Linked DNA regions of Homo sapiens: region 2 is linked to region 1. The links are chromatin contacts, found by Hi-C or POLR2A ChIA-PET in ENCODE. All regions are on one chromosome and are shown on one strand. The core of a region is the stretch at or near the end of the contact, and the rest is flanking DNA. Distances in the headings are between cores, read along the strand shown. Region 1 holds the start of AMHR2 (anti-Mullerian hormone receptor type 2). Region 2 holds the start of ATP5MC2 (ATP synthase membrane subunit c locus 2).

Evidence for each region. Hi-C counts contacts between places; a loop is a spot of excess contacts on that map. ChIA-PET counts read pairs that join two places held with the same protein, here RNA polymerase II (POLR2A). Pooled maps may share reads with other maps.
Region 2: a loop to region 1 is called in a pooled map, with 4 times the contacts of the local background. The contact joins the promoter of ATP5MC2 here to the promoter of AMHR2 in region 1. A Hi-C loop is called at or near these places in 6 of 50 pooled maps. POLR2A ChIA-PET finds 5 or more read pairs at or near these places in 4 of 52 experiments (WTC11, activated CD8-positive, alpha-beta memory T cell, activated naive CD8-positive, alpha-beta T cell and 1 more).

The regions. Positions count from the first base shown.
Region 1 is chr12:53,419,068-53,425,104 of GRCh38, forward strand. It overlaps AMHR2 (anti-Mullerian hormone receptor type 2), which reads left to right and starts at 4,788. Exons shown (of 11, transcript NM_020547.3): 1 at 4,788-4,916; 2 at 5,221-5,403; 3 at 5,642-5,833. The coding sequence starts at 4,868. RefSeq lists an enhancer at 2,106-2,672 and a cis regulatory region at 2,357-2,875.
Region 2 is chr12:53,672,621-53,678,657 of GRCh38, forward strand. ATP5MC2 (ATP synthase membrane subunit c locus 2) reads right to left here and starts at 3,463. Exons shown (of 5, transcript NM_005176.7): 1 at 3,433-3,463; 2 at 1-25. RefSeq lists enhancers at 3,165-3,614, 3,725-3,954.

The DNA.
Region 1 (6,037 bases), core at 3,538-6,037:
CATTTTCATCTGGATGTCCTCCAGATAAATTCAACACAGTAGAAGGAGAAATAATTCTTTGTGTTTCACATCTCCCTTAATAATATCACCCACTGCTCCTTGATCACTCATACTTGAAACCTCAGAATCATCTTTTAGTTCTCCCTTTCACCTACTAACACTAATTTGATTGCCAATCCTGTCAACATTACCTATACAATATATATCAAATTTTTCCTCTTTTTTTTTTTTGAGATGGAGTCTCGCTCTGTCGCCAGGCTGGAGTGCAGTGGCGTGATCTCGGCTCACTGCAACCTCCGCCTCCCAGGTTCAAGCAATTCTCCTGCGTCAGCCTCCTGAGTGGCTGGGATTACAGGCGCGCGCCACCACGCCCAGTTAATTTTTGTATTTTTAGTAGAGACGGGTTTTCACCATGTTGGCCAGGGTGGTCTCCATCTCTTGACCTCGTGATCTGCCCGCCTCGGCCTCCCAAAGTGCTGGGATTACAGGCGTGAGCCACCACGCCCGGCCTCCTCTTTTATTTTCATTTCCACTGTCTCAGTACTCACTTTGTTTACTGCTTAGGTCTTGCAACTGATCTCTCCAAACCCCAGTAGTCATCCATCTTCCAATTGCCACCAGGCCCCTGCCTAAAATTCTTTGCTTTTAGGGAAAGCCTAAGCTCCTTGATACAGAATTGAAAACCTGTCCAATCTGGTCCGTCTCTCTCTAAGGTGATTTTCTGTCTCATATCTCATACTGCTTCCTCCTCACTCCTTCCACCTTTAACACACAAGCCTTTGTGTTTATATCTCCATGCCTTTACTCTTGCCATTCCCTTTGCTTAGAAGGACTGTTCTCCTCTTACCATTGTGTTTACCTTTGGGACTATTTAAATATCCCCTTCTCTGTGAAACTCTCTGGGCACCTTTCTTCTATGCCCTAGGCAGAATTAGCTTACTTGATCTATTTGTATAGCTCCTTCCTCATGCCCCTAGTAGGAAACACAGTTTTCCGGTTGCTTGTCAATATCCACCTGCATTTCTACACTATGAGTTCCCAGAGGGCAGTAATCACACCTCTATCTTTGTAGGCCCAGCACCTAATGAAATACATTTTTTTTGGCCCCGCGCAGTGGCTCACGCCTGTAATCCCAGCACTTTGGAAGGCCTAGGCGGTGGATCACCTGAGATCAGGAGTTTGAAACCAGCCTGGCCAACATAGTGAAACCCCATCTCTACTAAAAATACAAAAAATTAGCCAGGCATGGTGACAGGCATCTGTAATCCTAGCTACTTGGGAGGCCGAGGCAGGAGAATTGCTTGAACCCAGGAGGCGGAGGTTGCAGTGAGCGGAGATTGCACCACTTTACTCCAGCCTGAATGACAGAGTGAGACTCCGTCTCAAAAAAAAAGGAAATTTTTTTTTAAAAATAATATAGGTGGGGGTCTCGCTATGTTACCCAGGGGGACTCCTGGCCTCCCAAAGTACTGGGATTACAGACATGAACCACAGCGCCCAGCCTCTATCACCATCTTAACTCTAAAACCTAACAGCCCAGAGCAGGTATAGTTCCCATAAACCTGACTGGAATGTTTCTATCTTGGAAAGAATTAGTTATCCGAAGCTTTGGGTGAGGAGACTGCCTTTCTGCCTGATCCTTACGCTGCTCCCACTCTGGAGGAGATAGTCTCCTGAGACATTCCAGACAAAAGAAGCTATTTCACCTTCAAATCTCCCCTCACACCCCACCACACACACCACCCCAGACTTATCTGATCTGGGGCTAGTGAAGGAAAGTAGCTGGAAGCACAACATTCCATCTCACTGGCAAGGCCCTGCAGACTCCTGGAAGGGTCCAAAGAAGGATGGGCGGCTATCTCGAGCCCTGGTCATTCCTCCCGCTGCTGTTTCACAACTACTGGAACTTTTACTATCTCTTCCTTTCATGCAGGTTTCCCAGAAGAAAGACCCCAGAATCAAAAAGTCAGTACTCAAGCTGGGCGCAGTGGCTCCCGTCTGCAATCCCGGCACTTTGGGAGGCCGAGGGGGGCGGATTACCTGAGGTCAGGAGTTTGAGACCAGCCTGGCCAACATGGCGAAACCCCGTCTCTACTAAAAATACAAAAATTAGCCGGGCGTGGTGGTATGCGCCTGTAGTCCCAGCTACTCAGGAAGCTGAGGCCGGAGAATCGCTTGAACCCGGTAGGCAGAGGTTGCAGTGAGCCGAGATCGCACCACTGCACTCCAGCCTGGGTGACAGAGCGAGACTCCGTCTCAAAAAAAAAAAAAAAAAAAAATGTCGGTACTCAGACTGTCCTCCCTGGTCTAAGCCAGATCATTCCAAGAAAGGGTTTCCAGGAAGCCACTAGGGGGACAGAAAGCTAGGGAAACAGAGAACAAGTCCCCTCTGACTCTTAATTCTCAAGGAGCCAGTGGCTCACAGGTGTGGAAGTGATTACCTATTTCTGTTGTTTCTTACTCTGGGAAAGAGTCTGGTGGAGTTGGACTCCTCTGTCTCTACTGCAGAACAAGCCATAGCCCTCTCCTCCCAACTCCATGCTGAAACTCTCCACATCCTGTGCCCGCCCTTCACATTTTATAGTCCCTGAAGCTTAGTAAATGTAGGAGGTATACTATATGTATTAGTCATCAGAGGAGGTACTTTCTGCCCTCTCACCGCAGCAGGGAATTTCTCCTCTGCTGACCTCTGGTGGTGATAGTTTGAACTGTACCCTCCCTTTTTAGTTAGTGGCCTGTTGGCAGGTAATGATGCATATTTTCTCAACAATTTAAATTCAAATGTCCAAGTATAGTATTAAGTGGTAATTTTTTTTCATTGTTGAATTTTGTACGTCTTTCAGGCAGTATAGTGTAATACAAAGAATAGAGCCGGCCGGGTGCGGTGGCTCACGCCTGCAATCCCAGCACTTTGGGCGGCCGAGGCGGAGGGATCACGAGGTTAAGAGATCGACCCCTTCGGCCGGGCGCAGTGGCTCACGCCTGTAATCTCAGCACTTTGAGAGGCCGAGGCGGGCGGATCACGAGGTCAGGAGATCAAGACCATCCTGGCTAACACGGTGAAAACCCGTCTCTACTAAAAATACAAAAAATTAGCCGGGCGTGGTGGCGGCCGCCTGTAGTCCCAGCTGCTCGGGAGGCTGAGGCAGGAGAATGGCGTTAACCCGGGAGGCAGAGCTTGCAGTGAGCCGAGATCGCGCTACTGCACTCCAGCCTGGGCGACAGAGCAAGACTCCATCTCAAAAAAAAAAAAAAAAAAAAAAAGATCGACCCCATCCTGGCCAACATGGTGAAACTCCGTCTCTACTAAAAGTACAAAAATAATAATAAAAATAAGACTAGAACCTGGACTTTGGAGTCAGACCTGCCTAAGTTCAAATTCCAGCTCTGCTATTTCCTAGCTGAATGACTTTGGGCGACTTACGTAAGTTCAGTTTTCTTACCTATAAAATGGAAATAATAAAAATAATAGGCCAGGCACAGTGGCTCACACTTGTAATCCCAGCACTTTGGGAGGCCAAGGCGGGCAGATCACGAGGTCACGAGATCGAGACTATCCTGGCCAACATGGTGAAACCCTGTCTCTACTAAAAATACAAAAATTAGCTGGACATGGTGGTGCGTGCCTGTAATCCCAGCTACTCGGGAGGCTGAGGCAGGAGAATCGCTTGAACCAGGGAGTCAGAGGTTGCAGTGAGCCAAGATGGCACCACTGCACTCTAGCCTGGTGACAGAGCGACACTCGGTCTCAAAAAATAAATAAATAAAATAATAATAATAAATATTTCAGGGGAGAATTAGATGAGATGATTGTAAAATGCATAGCCCTAGCTGTGCCCCAGCACATAGTAGGTGCTTGATAAGAAATTTGTTACCTCCTTAATAATGGGTATTTGTTCAGCCTGTGAACCAATGTGTTTTTTTTTTTTAAGTAAAATCCACGGCTAGGCATGGTGGCTCACGCCTATAATCCCAGCACTTTGGGAGGCCGAGGCGGGCAAATCACCTGAGGTAAGGAGTTCGAGACTAGCCTGGCTGACATGGTGAAACCCCGTCTCTACTAAAAATACAAAAATTAGCCAGGTGTGGTGGCAGGCGCCTGTAATCCCAGCTACTCAGGAGGCTGAGGCAGGAGAATAGCTTGAACCCAGGAGGCGGAGGTTGCAGTGAGCTGCGATCGTGCCACTGCACTCCAGCCTGGGGGAGAAGAGCGAGACTCCGTCTCAAAAAAAAAAAAAAAAAAATCCACATAGCAAAATTTACCATTGTTACTGTTTTCAATGTGTTTTTTAAAAATTCAGGTAAGTTTTGTATACTTTCTGATTCTTAAGTTGGAAAACAAGGTAACCTCTAATATGGGCTGTGAGGCCTTCCTCTGCCCAAGCAGTTGCAGATATGAACCCTGAATATAAAGAGATCTTAGGCTAGAAAGGATCTTGGGCAGAGCTGAATGGCTCTAAGCATTTGACCTCACATTGGTTTCCTCCTGAGAAGAGTCAACAGAGTCCAGCATCTTCTTCCAAGGTCAGGGAAGGGCAAAGATTTGAAATTAGGCATCACTGGGTTCTCAGCTGGGCCTCCAAGTTCCCCTCCTCTCACTATGCAGAGCAAAGAGGAGGTTGCAGAAGAGAAGAGGATATGAGATTGGTTCTCTGCTCCTCCCTTTCTTTCCCTGCTTTCCCCACACCCACCCTCTCCCCCACAGCAGCCTTCTCCCCCACAGAGGCTGGGATAGGATGAGGGGGGCGGAGTTGGGGACTGAGGGATCAGAAGCCCCAGGATGCCCTGTATCTGAAGAAAGATTTGGCCAGGGGCAGCTGTGCTGGCTTATGCTCTTCTCCTTCTGCTGCTGCCATCCTCCAGCAAGATGCTAGGGTCTTTGGGGCTTTGGGCATTACTTCCCACAGCTGTGGAAGGTAAGTGTCTACAGGGAGGGGAAGGGTCTCTCCATCCATCCAGCAAGGGAAAGGGGCGCTTGAAGCAAGAGCCACCCCTTTGGAAGAGTGGTGAGTGGGCTGGGTGAGTAAGGGTGAAGGATAGAGCCATGTGTCCCCATGGCAGGGCTCAGGTTCCAGGCCTCTGCTGACCCTGCTTCCTCCTGTGGCTTTACCATACTGACGCTGGGATGTGGAACATGTTTTGTCTATTCTTTTGGCCAGTTTTTTGCCTCTGCATTCACTCCCACCTTGAATCTTTTCCTTTCCCCACCCTGGGCCTCAGCACCCCCAAACAGGCGAACCTGTGTGTTCTTTGAGGCCCCTGGAGTGCGGGGAAGCACAAAGACACTGGGAGAGCTGCTAGATACAGGCACAGAGCTCCCCAGAGCTATCCGCTGCCTCTACAGCCGCTGCTGCTTTGGGATCTGGAACCTGACCCAAGACCGGGCACAGGTGGAAATGCAAGGTGAATGGCAAAGTATATGGCAGGTGATGGCTAGGGTGGGAGACAGACACATCCTGGGGTGTGGGTGGCAACCAAGGGGGAAGGGGAGAAATAGAACATCTGGTGGGAAAGAAAAGCCCATGAGAGCTGGAAGGGACGCCTCTGATAGAGAAGGGATTTACCCTCTGTTTCCACACCCCATTGTGCTTTCTTCCTTGCCCCCCCTTTCTCTCCTCTTCCCCTAATCCCATCCCATCAGGATGCCGAGACAGTGATGAGCCAGGCTGTGAGTCCCTCCACTGTGACCCAAGTCCCCGAGCCCACCCCAGCCCTGGCTCCACTCTCTTCACCTGCTCCTGTGGCACTGACTTCTGCAATGCCAATTACAGCCATCTGCCTCCTCCAGGGAGCCCTGGGACTCCTGGCTCCCAGGGTCCCCAGGCTGCCCCAGGTAGCCACCCAAGGGTACTGAAGCCTGATGGGGGCTGGGGCCCAGGTTAGGATGAGAGGTGGAACCAGGGCCAGTTCTCACCCTACTCCCGCCCCACGCTTTCCTCCTCCTGGCCTTGGGAAGTTGGTTGCCCTGGTGACTGGGAGATAAGGGGTCTTGTGACCAGGGTGGGGGTGGGTTGAGACGCAAGCTCTCAGGAGGGGA
Region 2 (6,037 bases), core at 2,213-4,712, 250 kb after region 1:
GGGGTGAGGAGCTGTGGCAGGAGAGCTGGAATTACAGAAGCAGTATTGTAAACGCTCCTTATTCACTAAACTATATCCTTATTAGCAGAAAAGGGGCCCTAGAAAGCTTAACTGGCCCAGAAAACAGTGACTGACCTTAAGTCATTGGCAGAAATAGAATTAAAACCCTGAAGTCATGACTTCTTCCAGAAACCCCACACAGCTCCCAAGATTTCCTTATAATGAAGTGACTTCCCCTGGTCTGAACAAGTGAACACTTGGGTTCAGGTAAGACCTGTTACCCATTTCCATAGCCTCATGATTTGCAGTTGCCACAGGAATTTTCCCAGAGTGTCTTTTGCCTAAGTTTTCCTTAGTTTTTATTCAAAAGGAACGCTTCTCAAGACTTCATCATCTGGACCTTTAAAAGTTGCCGTTTAGGCTGGGCACGTGGTTCACACCTGTAATCCCAGCACTTTGGGAGGCCGAGGCGGGCGGATCACGAGGTCAGGAGTTCGAGACCAGCCTGACCAACATGGTGAAACCCCACCTCTACTAAAAATACAAAAATTAGCCAGGTGTGGTAGCACGCGCCTGTAATCCCAGCTACTCAGGAGGCTGAGGCAGGAGAATTGCTTGAACCCAGGAGGCGGAGGTTGCAGTGAGACGAGACCACGCCACTGCACTCCAGCCTGGGTGACAGAGCGAGACCCCATCTCAAAACAAACAAACAAACAAACAAACAAACAAAAAGTTGCCCTTTAGAGTCTTTGTAGTTTTGGGAGATATTTGTTGAAGGCCAAGACACTGGAAGGTCTCCAACAATCTCTTTGCTGATCCCTGGAAGTATCTGATTCCTGAAAATACTTCAATTTCCTGTATTAATAAGATGAGGAAGATCAAGGAGGAACTCTGTTATTAGTCTATCCAAAAGGTATTAGTGGCTGGGCGCAGTGGCTCACGCCTGTAATCCTAGCACTTTAGGAGGCTGAGGCGGGTAGATCACGAGGTCAGGAGTTCGAGACCAGGCTGACCAACATGGAGAAACCCCGTCTCTACTGAAAATACAAAATTAGTCGGGCATGGTGGTGCATGCCTGTAATCCCAGCTACTCAGGAGGCTGAGGCAGGAGAATTGCTTGAATCCAGGAGGCAGAGGCTACGGTGAGCCAAGATTGCGCCATTGTACTCCAGCCTGGGCAACAAGAGGGAAACTGTCTCAAAAAAAAAAAAAAAAGTATTAAATTGTGTCTCCCCAAGATCTAAAGAAGATCTGACACCCTATAGGTATCTAAGTTGGTAGAAGTGAACTTACCTCAAACAGAAGGTGAGTTAAAAACCTAAAGGCAGGGTTTCTCCAAGTGAAGTGAGAAGCCCATCTGAACTAGAATTATCTGGGTGGTGTACGTATTAAAAAATGCATATTCTTGGGCGCAACTTGGACCTTCCTGGTCAAGATCTCTGGGGGAGCTAGGTTCAGTGGCTCATTCCTGTAATCCCAACACTGAGAAGCTGGGGCGGAAAGATAACTTGAAGCCAGGAGTTTGAGACCAGCCTGGGCAAACATCAAGACCTCATCTCTACAAAACATAAAATTAGCCAGGTGAGGTGGAAGTGCACCTGTAGTCCCAGCTACTCCAGAAGCTGAGGCAGGAGGACTGCTTGAACCCAGGAGCTGGAGGCTTCAGTGAGCTATGATCACGCCAGTTGTCCAGTATGGGCAACAACGTGAAACCCTGTCTATAAACAAACAAAAAAGATCTCTGGGAATAAGGCTCAAGTGCCCTGTATTTCAAACAAGTTTCCCAGATGATTATTAGGTATACTTAACGCAAGAGCGTGACCCTAAACCCAGTCTTGAAACTGTGGTAGTGGTAGAGGATAGACTTGAACTTGGATCTTTTAAGTTACATGCTTTCTAATATGTCACAGGCTGAAATACTCAGTGAATGCTTAGGGCTATTAAATACCACTTCATTAAATGAACTGAACTCAGATTGTCCCAGGTTAAAACACTTCTGAATCCAACATCTTAATTGCTCTTAATTTATTTTTTGCCCAGGCTATTGTGGAACTCCTGGCATCAAAAGATCTTCCCACCTTGGCCTCCCAGTGTTGGGATTACAGGTGTGAGCCACCACACCCAGCCTTAATTACTTTTAAGTTAATGGATGTCTTCAACTCTTGTCCTATCTAGAACTCTGATTTTTGCCTATATGTAACTCTAACCCAATTTTGCTGCCGTACTATTCAGGTTTTCTTGGGTCAAAATCCAATAGTTCTTTAAGGCTTTTAGAAAAAGAAGGGGTGGTTCTTTTCTAAGGGAATTATACCTTATTATCTTCTTTGTAAAATGCAGCTCTTAGGGGGATTAAGTATGTTCATTTACAAATTAACATACATAAAGAGTTTAATGTGGTGCTGGCATATAATAAACCCACAACAAGGGGTGGCAATTAAGTGATCCCACCATTGGCTATCTAACCATGGCAACTCTGCAATTGTTAGCCTACAACTTGGGCAAAGGCACTATCCAGAATCAGGACTCCAAAATCATCACGGGCTTTTTCCTCAGTGTAGATGAGTCACAGGGGTAGTAACTTAACTATTCCTTTCCTTAAACCTTCTTTTCCTTGTAACAGCAGAATCTGGGGAGGTTAATTAATCCTTCACAGGAAAGCTGGCAGGCAGGGTCTCATGCTGGCCCCACTAGCTTGGCCTTACCCCACCTTTCTGGGCCTGCTGCCTCAACAGAAACCCTCATCTCTAGCCCACCATTTGTGACTTTTACAACTTCACCAGCGTGCCGGGATGCGAGAAAGGTACTGGTAAATAACTAGTGATTCCAAAGCAACCAGCCTCTCTCTTCTGCCTTAGCTATCCCAAGCCACAACCTAACGGGAGGCGATGTTTTGGCTTTTTTTCCCACTTCTACCATGTTCAAGGTTTACTTTTTAAATTGAGGGGTGCTGACTAGAGGGATTGGTGACTTTAGACGATCCACTATCTCCATTGCTCGGAGCACCTGAGGTTCTGGGGCCTAAAGTCTGGAGATTTCAGAATAAAGAAGGCACAAGTCAGGATGAGAAGAGAAAGCAGAGATAGGAGGGGAGAGCCTGGGGGTTGTCACAATCTGAAAGGGCCAGAGGGCGAGAAAAGAGTGTTTGCAGGGACTGGGTGGAACAGGTGAAAAGCAGCACTCCAGGATCTAACTTTGGCCAGCTCCAAGGTATCCTCCCCCTGCGAGACATCCAAGATGGCGCCAGGCCCGCGCGGTTGGAGGTCACCGGCACGCGGAAGAGCCAACTCTAAGGCTAAGGGATAGCGGAAGCAAGAAAGGGCGAGAGGACCAGGGTGGGAGCACGCAAGGTAAGCGCCTCAAAGCATCCGCGCAAGGTGAGGTGTCCCGCGCGCGTGCGCAGCGCACAGAGGGCTCTAGGTCCCAAGGCCTTACCTGCTCCCACTGCAGAGAAGACAGAGAGGGGCGGAGCAGCGGGAAGAGCGAAAGGAAGGCTCAGCGCATGCGTGACCCGGGCCAACGAGTCGCTCAGCCACGGATAGAGTGATTGCAACATACAGGATCAGCTCAGGCATCACAGCGCCGCCTGCCAGGGCTGTGGCGGTATCCGGCCGGTTGCTCCACCTGGCGTTCGAGAGGAGAAACTACAGGGAGCGCCGACTGCAGAAATGAGGCCAACTCCGCGGAGTAAGCCGATCCGTAACGTGGACTGCGGTTTGGTCTGTACCGCGTTTGGGATCTCGGACTTGCGTCCCCTTTCCGAGCATGCGCAGTCGTCACACTGCCAAAACAAAACTCCTACTCAGAATTCAGTGTTAACATACGGTCGGGATTGGGGTTCAGTGCCTAAAATGCAGCAGGAGGAAGATCTTGGGAGTCCTGCTTTCTGTCGCGCCGGGACTCTGGCATCACTGGATGGCAAACCGGCTCCATGGGCGAATAGTCAGCAAAATGCCGCAGCTGCTTCTGGTGGCTTCGCCCTTTCCCCCACTCCCCGTTTCCTCCTTTCCATTCCGGTGATAAACCATGAGAGAAGCAGCATCAGCGAGCCAGAAGATAGGGTTAAATATGATCCGAATCCCTCTTTCCTGGCTCCTGGGACAGTCTAGGAATAACGGGCACCTGCGACCCGCTGTAAGGTTGCGAGGTCACTCCAGGCTTGCCCGAGCCTCTGCTCAGGTTTCAACTACGCGAGTTGGGATAAGCAGCGCCCTCCCCTCCCGCCCCCATGCTCTCCTGAACGTGGGTTTTCTCTCCCCTTTCGCTCGCCCTTCCCCTGATGGAAGGAGGTGGGGGAGGCTTCCTGGCCCTCATCTTTCCTAGGCCTCCTTGTCTCCCAGACAGGACCTGCCCTGCCCTTTGGAACAGGGCGACAAGGCCTATCCAGTTCCAAACCCCTGCCGTCCCTGCATCGTGCTTGAACGCAGCACGAGAAAGACGGGAAAAGCTCACCAAACCCCATAAAAAATAAAAAATAAAAAGAAAGCCGCGGCTGTAAATAAAGGCAAATCCGCCACTCTCTGAGGGGCCGTTTGTCCTCCCCTCCTTGGCCCCGTCCTTCCCGCCGCCCCCTCCCGGCTCCCGGGCCCCGCGGCGCCCCGGCCCCGAGCTCCTCCATTTAATCGGATTTGGGAGAAGGGGAGGATAAATCACGGCAGCAGCTTTACGGTCCCGGAGGAGAGGCGAGCCGCAGACAGGCACACCCCGGCCGGCGATAAAAACCGCCGCTGAAAGCCCACGGAGCAATTTCCCGGGACCCCGAGCGACGCCATTACAGGAATGTAATTTTGCCCGGATGAGGCCCCGAGTTTAATTATCCTCGCGGAGGAATTTCAATGCGGCCAATCCATCTTGCAGGCGGGCGGCAGAGGGATTTATATGGGCCCGTTATTTCACACCGATCCTCCATCTGCATTTTTATGGCCCTGAGCTCCTGAAAGGGAGGGGAAGGAGTGGGGAGAAATAGGAGAAGCGGGCGAGAAGAGGAGGGTGGTAGACTGCCTGTCTTTCCTAAATTCGCATTTCCAGCTCCATCAGGATTCTCACAGGTTCCTCTGAAATCCCCAAATCTCCAGTTTTAGTTGTTGATTGCGCCCCGAGCGGGCAGGTACGTGGGAAATGGAACTGGGATCTTTGGGAATCAATCAACAGGTATTTATCAAGTACCAAGTGGTGCCAGGCACTGTGGAGATGCTGTTAGGAGAAAGACAGGCTAGCAAAGACACAAGTTTATCCCCTGAGGTCTCCAGACATCTCCATTCCCACCAAAACGGAATTCTTTTAAGCTGTCAGCTTCACATCCTCAGTGGCAGAGAAAGTCCACAGTTCTTAGGAGCCACCACCCCCAAACGGCTGTTGCAGCTGTTGCGACAATTTAGACACTCAGATATGGCTAACAATCCCAGAGGAGGATCAGAGAAGGGGCCTGGGAGGAAGCTAAAGCTGGCTCTTTCCAAAAGTTGTTACAGCCTGCGATGTTTAACACTCCCTTGCCCTCATAGAATAATGGGTTCTGCGTTCAGACAAATCTGGGTTCCCAAATTGCTGTGTGATCTTGAGCTAGCTGTTTAACCCCCTCTAAATCTATTTCCTCCTATGTAAATTGAGAAGAATAATAGTACTTATCACACAGCCAATATTGGGATAATACATATGAAGCTTTTAGCAAGGTACTTGGTACCCAGTAAGAGTTCAGTAATTGCTAGCATTAAAATCATCATCGTCACCACCACCACCACCACCACCACCATCACCACCATCATCACCATCATCATCACTGCTTCTATAGTTAAGGGCATTGCAACTCAATTCTGCACTGCTACCTATATGGACTGTTTATTGCAAGGTCCTTGAGATAGTATCTCCTGAAAGAGACTCAACTACACTTTAAAAACGTTTTCACCTGCATAAGTCATACAAAACAAGTTATTTTACTTGCTGGTGAGTGGAGATCTGAGGGGAGGCTGAGAATCCTGGGACTATTACTACGAGGCTTGAAGCAAGAAATCAAATCCGCAAGGGAGCAGTGAGGCTCCAAAAA